2 separate regions of the Homo sapiens genome follow, and region 2 is linked to region 1. A link is an interaction called in ENCODE POLR2A ChIA-PET data of the cell type or tissue named here. Cell type or tissue: MCF 10A. All regions are shown on one strand. Region 1 overlaps SSBP2 (single stranded DNA binding protein 2). Region 2 overlaps SSBP2 (single stranded DNA binding protein 2).

Region 1 (5,000 bases):
TTACCCCATACTCAGCATCCCAGTTTATAATACATTTACCTGAATCAAATCCCCTCTGAAAACTTGCTTCTTGTTTGTACTTTTTGTTAAACATTCCCAACTCTTACATTAGTTCCAGAAATAAAAATGCCAATAAGCTTCTTTCTTCTGATGTTAATGTGTTTTTTTACTTGTGCAATTTTAAAACATAGGCTTTTAAAAACTTTCTATTTAAAGTTTTAATTGCAGAAACTATAGCTCTTGATATGATGCCTTTTATAACTCTCATATCTCTTGATATAGTTTGGCTGTGTCCCCACTCAAATCTCATCTTGAATTGTAGTTCCCATAATCCCCACGTGTGGTGGGAGGGACTTGGTGAGAGGTAATTGAATCATGAGGGCGATTCCCCCATGCTATTCTAGAAATAGTAAGTTCTCACACAATCTGGTGGTTTTGTAAGGGGCTTCCCCCTTCGCTCAGCTTTCATTCTTCTCCATGCTGTCGCCATGTGAATCTGCCATGGATTCTAAGCTTCCTGAGGCCTCCCCAGCCATGCTGAACTGTGAGTCAGTTAAACCTCATTCCTTTATAAATTACCCAGTCTCAGGTATGTCTTTATTAGCAGCTTGAGAGCAGACAAGTACACCTTTTTTTTTTTTCTTTTTTTGAGACAGGGTCACCCAGGCTGGAGTGCAGTGGCACAATCATAGCTCGCTGCAGCCTCCATCTCCCGGGCTTAAGTGATCCTCCCACCTAAGCCTCCTGAGTAGCTGGGACTAAAGGAGCATATCACCATGCCCAGCTACTTTTTCATATTTTTTTGTAGCGATGAGGTTTTGCTGTTGTTGCTCAGGCTGGTCTCAAACTCCTGGGATCGAGACTCACTCGCCTCTGCTTCTGCCTGCCAAAGTGCTGGGATTACAGGCATGAGCCACCACAACCAGCCTATACCTCATTTTTATTTAACAAAATAAAAATATAGAGCACCTTTTAAAGTGACTTTGGTCCCCTGTATTTATATCCTGAAATCAAATATATATAACATTGTAGAGAAAATAAAATATAAGATTATTCTAAGAATTCTGTTTCTTTCACCTGGTGGTGGAAAGTCCAATCTTGTAGTATGCTAGCACTCTAATTATTTTAGAACCTAATGAATAATATCAGGTATAGCTAAGAATAACCAAATACCCACAGGAAAACAAGTGCAATGGCATTAGTTAGCTCACTAGAATGGTATAATATTTATAATTGGCTTACTGGTTTTTACTCATCTGGTATGTCTTTCCTATAACAGGCAAGGTATAATAACTATTTGAGTTGGGTTAAACTAAGCATCGTATAAGACAGTGTAGGTGACAACGGGGCTAGAAGGAGGAGGCTGATAAGAGTGAGAAGGGAGAAAAAGTGTTAGCAAGAGAGAAGGCAAAAAACATAGGCCATAGAGAACAAAACTAAAATTCAGCATGGGAGAAGAGGAAAGGCATGTGGAATACAGAGGAAAATTTGGTGGGGAGAGAACATTGTAAAAAACGGAGGGAATCTTCATTAAATGTAAAGGACTCAAAAGAAAAATGAGGCAAATGTTACTCAAGTTAATTAGAAAACTTTTTATTTCGCTATACTAGCTATATGAGACTTTTTCTATAATATTTTTAGTACCTTTAAGCTTCTTTTAAAATTACTTTTGCGTATGTCATCTCTTTGTCTCTGTATAAAACACTGTAAAATACATAACATTTATTTTCTCTTTTTACATAAATCAAAAAACTATTTGCCCAAGGTCAAATTTAGAGTTAGAATTCAAGTTCCTGAATTGTAACCAGTGCTCATCTCAGTAACACATATTTCTTAATCACAGAGCTCAATTCAGTGTCCCACTATTAATAAGTCATTAATTACATTTCCCATTTGAGCATTGTGAGTGGCTAATTCCAGGCAGTGTATATAAATGGGACTCAAAAGTTTTCTCTTCTGAGTCATGTCTATATTGAGGCATCCACGGATCCCTGGCAGCTGCATGTAGGGTGAGGGGGTGGTTGCCATAGGATATTCAGGAAATGAGTTGGTGCATGGGGTCAAAGGTAGGCTAACAATGTGCTTGCTGTCTTATCTGGTACAGATATCCATCCCACTCTTATAATAGCTGATGCTGCTCAGACTGCTGGAACTGTAGAAACCTGCCCATAATCAGAATAAGGAGTCTTGCATTAAGAACTCTTAAAACCACACTCACGTTAGAAACAAAATAACGTAATAATTAAAAGGCTCAAGCCCAGCTCTGCCACTGTGTGACTTTAGGCAAATTATTTAATCTAATTTAACCTAAGCTTCAGTTCCTTCATCTACAAAGTGGGGATAATAATTAGAAGGATTAGATGTTGAATATGTGATACTTCGTATATGATGCTTGTATAGTACTTACTCAATAATGGTAACTATCTTCATTATATTTTAAAATAGAAATTGATTTCTAATCCAGGAGTATTGTGAGAATTTTATAAAAGTGAAGCAAAATTTAATGCTTTCATTTTTAAAGGTATTAAGTAATGCTAGGGAATAATATTAATACAAGTTATACATATGGGGAAGTTCTAAGATGAAGAACAGGTACATACACATTTCATGTGAAACTGTTTTTGGTCTTATGAATGGATAGGATAGTTTTCTTAAACAGAGATTGTCAGTAACTAACATTCATTGATATATTTTTGGGACAAAGACAAATGACTTCCTTAGTTATTAAGACTTGAGCTTATAACAACGTGGCTTGTTCCTCAGAAAAAATGTTTTCCATGGCGTTTTATTGTTTTGTTCTGTCTTTTAAAAAATTTTTGTTGTCGGGTAGTCCTAGATCTGGCCAGTGGCATAAGTTGTATAATTATGTTAGCATTCCATCTTCTGGGACACATCTGGCATGTTTATTCACCCTTGTAGACTTCTCTGACAACCATTTTGCTTTCTGTGTTCCCTTGAGATATTAACAAGCTACCTAAGTCATTTCAACTTACATTCTCAGGAATAGAGGGAGATACAGTGTTTGGTTGAGAATCTTCAACTTGGGAATGCCGTATTTTCTCTTGATTTATGAGGGGAAGATTTTAATAATAATAAATGATATGAGATCAAAGACTTCAATACTTTGTAAGTTTTGCTTCTCTGTATTCAGTCTGTGTCTTCATTTGTAAAATATAAAATTTTCACTTGTTTCTGCTTGGGAATAAAGAGTGTATAAAACTCTAAAGTATTATTCATGATGATGAACCCATTACATTTCAAGGATAATATTTGCTTTCATGTTTAATAGTTGTAGGATTAGAGGAACTGAGAAGCTCCTTAGTCACCAGCATCTCAGGTTGTAGAGGGGCAAAGTCTGCATCTTTAGAGGTTCAAAATTTTCTGAGCTTGGCCCTCTTGGAGATAAAGGAACAAGTACAGTGGATCATCAGAATAGCTTACTAAAGTACATCAGAAAAATCCCTCGACCCAAGCACAAATCAAGTATTGCTATGAAACTTACCTAAACTAAAAGTCCTACTTCTTCCTCTAGGAGATAAGTCTACATTTTTGTATACTAATTATCACATTGTCATAATATCAGCCAAAAGCATTTGTTAAAAATATTAGTGAAATTTTTATATATACTATATAACCTTACATCAAGTTATGTAGCATATATAGGTGAAGTGAGCAATTTTGAGCAAGTGAGCAATTTTGAGCAAGTGAGCAATTTTGAATTCATCACTAGTTTTGGACCAATAGTCACATTTGTGCCATGGATTACATACCTTTTTATTTTCTTGGGCAGTGTATGGCAGCATATTATATAGACGTGGTATTTAATGCATATTTGAAATATTACTGGAAGAAAATAGTTTTTAAATTTTTTATTCATGAAGGTTTATAGAAGTCTTCTGGTTTTAGCCTCATTATTTTCTAAATAAGGCTATAACATTATAGTTAAGTGATTTGTCTACTAGCTCACAAAACCAAGCATGGATTAATTGCAGAATGTGGACTAAAATCATATATTTTGGTCTTACTACAGCCTTTGTTGTTGATGTCATGATATGGCCAATTGTTCTCAAATATTAGGATGGTATTATACCAGTCACTATATAGGTTGAGCATCCCTAGTCTGAAAACCTGAGATCCAAAATCTAAAACTTTTGAGTGCCAACATGAAACTCAAAGGAAATGCTTATTAGAGCCTTTTAGAATTTGGATTTTCAGATTTGGGATGCTCAACCACTAAGTATAAGTATAATGAAAATATTTCAAAATCAAAAAAAATTTAAATCTGAAGCACTTCTGGTCCCAAGAATTTCAGATAAGGGATACTCAACCTTGTTTTACAAATAGGCAAAATGTGATCGAATTTTCTAAAAATGATAAAATTTTGAAATGTCTTTCCTACCTGTGATTCTTAGAAGGAGGAACATACATATGCTTAATAAAATAGATGGGGCATGTGTTAAAACTTGAATATCATAGCACTAAAACTAAATTTGTATTTAATTTTTAATTAATTTTATCATGTAAATTTCATAACATATCCTAGATTATTATAGACTTAATTATGAAACTCTCCTGATGAGTAGGGCTTTTTTAAAATTGAAGATTTACTGATCTTTAGAATGATAGAATAGACATTGTAAATGTATGGAAAATAATACACACTTGTCCTAGACACTAAGATATGGGACCTACCTAGCACAAGGCTTGCCATGAGACATGTTTTTAAAGGCTCTATTTCTTTGCCTATGTTAAACAAGATCATGTATAAGCAATACAGGATTCTCAGAAACACCACCTATAAAATTATCCTCTTTTAATCACTTGTTTTATAATCTCTAAGGTTGGTCTTATAAATATTTGACCTTCCACTAAATCCATAAAGGCAAACATAGAAATAGAAGTAGAACAATGTTACTATTATAAGATAAATATTTAATTTAACTATATATTTAGAAATAATTATTTCTGATGTTTATTTAATAACTCTTAGGGCATACGCC
Region 2 (5,000 bases), 77 kb before region 1:
ATTCCATGTCTTTGCTACTGTGAATATGCTGTGATCAGCGTATGAGTGCAGGTGTATTTTTGGTAGAATGACTTATTGTCTTTTGGATATATATTCAGTAATAGGATTGCTGGGTTGATTGGTAGTTGTGTTTTGAGTTATTTGAGAAATCTTCAAACTGCTTTCCACAGTGGCTGAGCTAATTTACATTCCCACCAACAGTGTATGTGTGTTCTCTTTCCTCCATAGTCTTGCCAGCATCTGTTGCTTTTTGACTTTTTAATATAACATACTCAGGGTGGGTATGTTTGGTTCCCAACCTGTCCAATTTAAAATGTTTTGCCATTTTAAGTTTTACTTAATACCAGTATTCATAGTCAAATAATTTTAGATTTTTCCTAGAGTTTGCAATATAAAAAGTCAGGAATAAGATGAGGGAGCTAAAGGAAGGACTTGACTTCCAAAGATTCTGAAATACAAGAGAAAGGCTTAAAATAATTAGTTTTTTACAATTATTAATTAGTTGACATCTAATTGCGATGTAGTTAATTGGCTTGGTGTGTTTATGGCTCTTTATCCTAAAGTATATATTTAAGTACCTAAAAGGATCAGTTAATTATTTTTTCTTTGAGTTGTTTCTGGAAAATTGTGTAGAATAAAAATATCTCAAAATATATGTGTCCTTTAATATTAAAGCACTTTTGTAAAGTATATAACATTTCCTTGGTTTGCTACTTATCACTTTTTAAGGGGGATCTGTTGCTTTCCATTACTAGATTTTTAAGAATTATACTCTATTAATTGGCTTTTAAAAAACTCTAACATTTTATTTGCAGATTAATAAGAGGAGTATAGAAAAATTTGTTAAACATATTTTCAAGTGTTTTCCTCTCCCCTATCACTATGCACAAGAGTGTTCACATATATAGGCACTATATATACTATTTGTTGGATGGCTGTTGGAATGGGTGGGTAAGTGGATGAGTAAATAATATATTCAGATTTGTTGTATATTATATACATGTAATATACATAAAAACAAATATGTATATATTTTGTGTGTTTTGAATACTTTGGTTAAGTGGCTTCCAAAGTATGTGCTATAAAAACCTTCTGCACAAAAAGGTCTCCATAGCCAAATAGATTTGGAAATGTGATATATTATTTTTATGTCAAGAAATTCTTAATATAGATTAACACGTTAAATATTCTGAGTGGTCTGGAAATAAAGAAACTCATTTAAACTTAGCCTAGTATTTCAATAACTAATGTGAATAGGGAATGCATTTTTTTTTTTTTTTTTTTTTTTTTTTGAGATGGAATCATTCCCCGTCACCCAGGCTGGAGTGTAGTGGTGTGATCTCGGCTCACTGCAACCTCCGCCTCCTGGGTTCAAGCGGTTCTCCTGCCTCAGCCTTCCAAGCAGCTGGGACTAAAGGTGCGCGCCACTACGCCCAACTAATTTTTGTATTTTTAGTAGAGACGGGGTTTCGCCATATTGGCCAGGCTGGTCTTGAGCTCCTGACCTGGTGATCCACCTGCCTTGGCCTCCCAAAGTGCTGGGATTACAGGCCGAGCCACCATGCCTGGCCAGGGAATGCTTTTTAAATCCCTAAACAATTGTATAATATTGTGTATATGTGTGTGTGCATGTGTATATATGTGTGCGAGCATGTGTGCCTGTATGCATATGTACATTCAAAACTTGGGAACTAGTGGGTTTTTATGTAATGTAAGTGGTAGAACTGAACAGATGTTGGTAGTATGTCAGAGAAATGGGAGCCAGTGATGTTATTTCATAAGACTCATAGGTAACTTGGAAAGCATATGTGAGATTAGAGTTTTTATATTCGTTAGTGAAGTAGAGATAGTGAAAGCCTGCCATACTCCTCACCAATCGTAGTCATGTCATCATTAATTATATGCCTCAGTGAAAGGATTGAGAAAAAGAGAACAAAAGAGCATCAGATAACTAAGAAGAATCCCCAACCCTGTACCTCATTGGTTGGGTAACACAAATGCCAGTGGAACCTGGACAGTAATGATGATGTGACTGTTCCACGTGGCTCAGCTTGGCCAATTTCCTCAGCTCCTGGTGTTCTGTGGTCATGTCCAAGGGACTAAAGCAGCAGTAAAGCTCCATAGTCAGATGTCTTTGACTTACCCATTTTAGGTAGCAAGTATCTTCAGCTCTGCCTCATTCTATTTACTATAAAACAAAATACAGTAAGGAAGCAACCTAGAATTTGTTAGTGGGTACAATGAAAAAGTAGTCACCATATTTTGGATCTGCGCATTTAAAAAAAAGAAAAACATTAGTTTAAAATAAACTGAAAGATAATCTAAAATAAATTGACTTTATTAGTCTTGTTTTTGGCATTTCTCTTTTAAGGGAAATCATTAGTGAACATTAATAAATCCAGTGTTATCTATTAGGAAAATAAATACAAAGATTTAAACTCAGTAGAGGAATTGAATTTAAACAACTGAATTTAAAAAATAATTGTTTTGACTTTTTTCTTTTTTTTCTTTTTTTAAATTTTATTATTATTATACTTTAAGTTTTAGGGTACATGTGCACAATGTGCAGGTTAGTTACATATGTATACATGTGCCATGCTGGTGTGCTGCACCCATTCCCTCTGGACCTCCTTGGATAACCTGATGTGCTTTTCCTGTCTCAGGGAATCACTATTCCAATGCCCGATTTTGAGTGTCCATCTAACAAGCACTGCAGACTGTAGCTCAGGCTGCCTGAGCTCTGGAGATCTTCCTGGGTTGCTGGCACTGTCTGTGTGTCCTGTAATACCATGACTGATATATGTTGTATTCATGGCTGAATATCTTCAAAATAACTTGTGTATTCTCAAAGCTTACTTTAAAATCTAATTTTTAATTTCAATTAAGTTATTTAATTAATTAGAAAAGGCTATGTAAACACTAAAGGTTTTTATAATTTAATAGGCAAACTGCTTTACCATTTAATCCTTGATTAAATATTGAACCACTTTAGCAAAGTAGCCACCACACAAAGAATACTGAATAAGATATGGGCAAAAAGGAATAAAAAGAATAAAACAGACAAAAATCCCTCATTAAAATGACCAACTTGTCTGTTGTAGATAGTGGGGAATGTGTGTAATATCTGCTCTTATTCCCAGTTGTTGGAGCTTGAGTACATTAAGATTGAGCCACAGCATGAGAAATCAGAGTTCTTTTACTGTGCTGTAGTTCAATATAAGGCTTGATTGGCAACTTAGTGTAGGTCACAGATCTCTTAGCTGGCTAAAGGCAATGAAGATACTATGTAGCTCTTCAGGGGGACATAGTGGAAAGTGGCAAAAATAAATCTCAATTTTATCCCCCTAAAATAAAATGACAGAAAAATGTAGGGACCCAGTTTAAACTGGCATTTGGATTCTCTGAAATAGGGATTCTTTCTATTGGGATTGAGCACTAGCAGAGAGCTCACACTCAAATGTCTGGATGAAAGTGTAAAATTGAGAAGTTCAGTTTCAAAAAAAAATAGCATTCCTGCATTTTTTCAGAACTTATGGCATTGTGTTTCATATACTTTGTATTTTCCGATGCCTATTTTGGAGCTTCCATTATTTTGTTTCTATTGCTTTGCATGAGAGCCCTTATATAAGTGAGATTGAGTAGTAGGCAGATTCTATCTATAGCTTTTGTCCTCTTCTAAATATTACAGAATTTGTTTGTTTGTTTGTTTGTTTTTTTGAGATGGGAGTCTCGCTCTGTTGCCAGACTGGAGTGCAGTGGCACCATCTTGGCTCACTGGAACCTCTGACTCCTGGGTTCAAGCGATTCCCCTGCCTCAGCCTCCTGAGTAGCTGGGACTACAGGTGTGCGCCACCACGCCCAGCTAATTTTTCGTATTTTAGTAGAGACGTGGTTTCATCATGTTGGCCAGGCTGGTCTTGATCTCCTGACCTCGTGATCTACCCGCCTCGGCCTCCCAAAGTGCTGGGATTACAGGCGTGAGCTGCCGTGCCTGGCCGAATCTTTTTTTTAATTAAAAAAATTACAATAGTGATTTCTTTCAGTGTGTACCTTATTAGTCCCATATAACTTTGTTTCAGATAATCCCTATTAATGATACAGTTAAACATACATTTTAATAATCTGTGAAAACATTAATGCAATATTTTCTAAACTTTTCATTAACTACTATGTATTAATAAATTGGCATCGTTGGTTAACAGGGTTCTGAGGTCAGATAGGTTTATGGTATGGTGCATACTTATATCTCTTCTTAGAGATTTATAATGTACATTATAATGTCAAAGACTCAGAGTTGCTGAAGTAAATAATTATGTTCAGTCCAGGAGTTTCTTTAGGTGCCAAGGATGGAACAAAGTGACAAAGATGTCTATTCCTTTAGTGCTTTTGTATTTTGGAGGGCTTGTTTTGGTACAACTAAAATAAAAGGCCTTATAAAATTAGCCTACTCAAAATGTTCTCATTTTATTTGAGACATCTTTAGTGGGATAATTTAGCATGGTGCTTGGCACATAGTACAGGTGCACCTTGTTTTATTGTGCTCCACTTTATTATACTCAGTAGACAATATTATTTTTTACAAATTGAAGGTTTGTGGCCACCCTGCATAGAGCAAGTCTGTTGGTATTATTTTACCAAGGACATGGGCTCACTTTGTGTCTCCACATCACATTTTGGTAATTTTTCTTCTATTTCAAACTTTTTATTATTATTATATCTATTATGAGGTTCTATGATCAGTGATCTTTGATGCTACTGTTGAAATTGTTTTGGGATGCCACAAACCTCACCCACAGGAGATGGAGAATATAATTGATAAATGTTGTGTGTGTTCTCACTGCTCCACCAAACAGCTGTTTCCCATCTCTCTTCCTGTCTCTGAGACATGAAAGTATTACAATTAGGCCAATTAATAACCTACAATGGCCTCTAAGTGTTCAAGTGAAAGGAAGAATCATATGTCTTTTGCTTTAAATCAAAAGCTAGAAACGATTAAGCCT

Evidence for each region. Peaks named below come from ENCODE experiments on the same cell type or tissue, not always from the same donor. Only the 100,000 strongest peaks of a DNase experiment are listed, where the experiment ranks them.
Region 2: POLR2A ChIA-PET joins it to region 1 with 6 read pairs; 4 of 35 experiments call an interaction of 5 or more read pairs at or near these places.

The regions. Positions count from the first base shown.
Region 1 is chr5:81,623,704-81,628,703 of GRCh38, reverse strand. All of the region lies in intron 3 of SSBP2 (single stranded DNA binding protein 2), which reads left to right. Among named protein-coding and RNA genes, the nearest start is that of SSBP2, 120 kb to the left of the region's middle. In MCF 10A, no CTCF peak of the experiment used is centred here; a DNase peak (open chromatin) is centred at 2,003.
Region 2 is chr5:81,701,088-81,706,087 of GRCh38, reverse strand. The region is part of intron 1 of SSBP2 (single stranded DNA binding protein 2); the gene reads left to right. Among named protein-coding and RNA genes, the nearest start is that of SSBP2, 48 kb to the left of the region's middle. In MCF 10A, no CTCF peak of the experiment used is centred here; no DNase peak of the experiment used is centred here.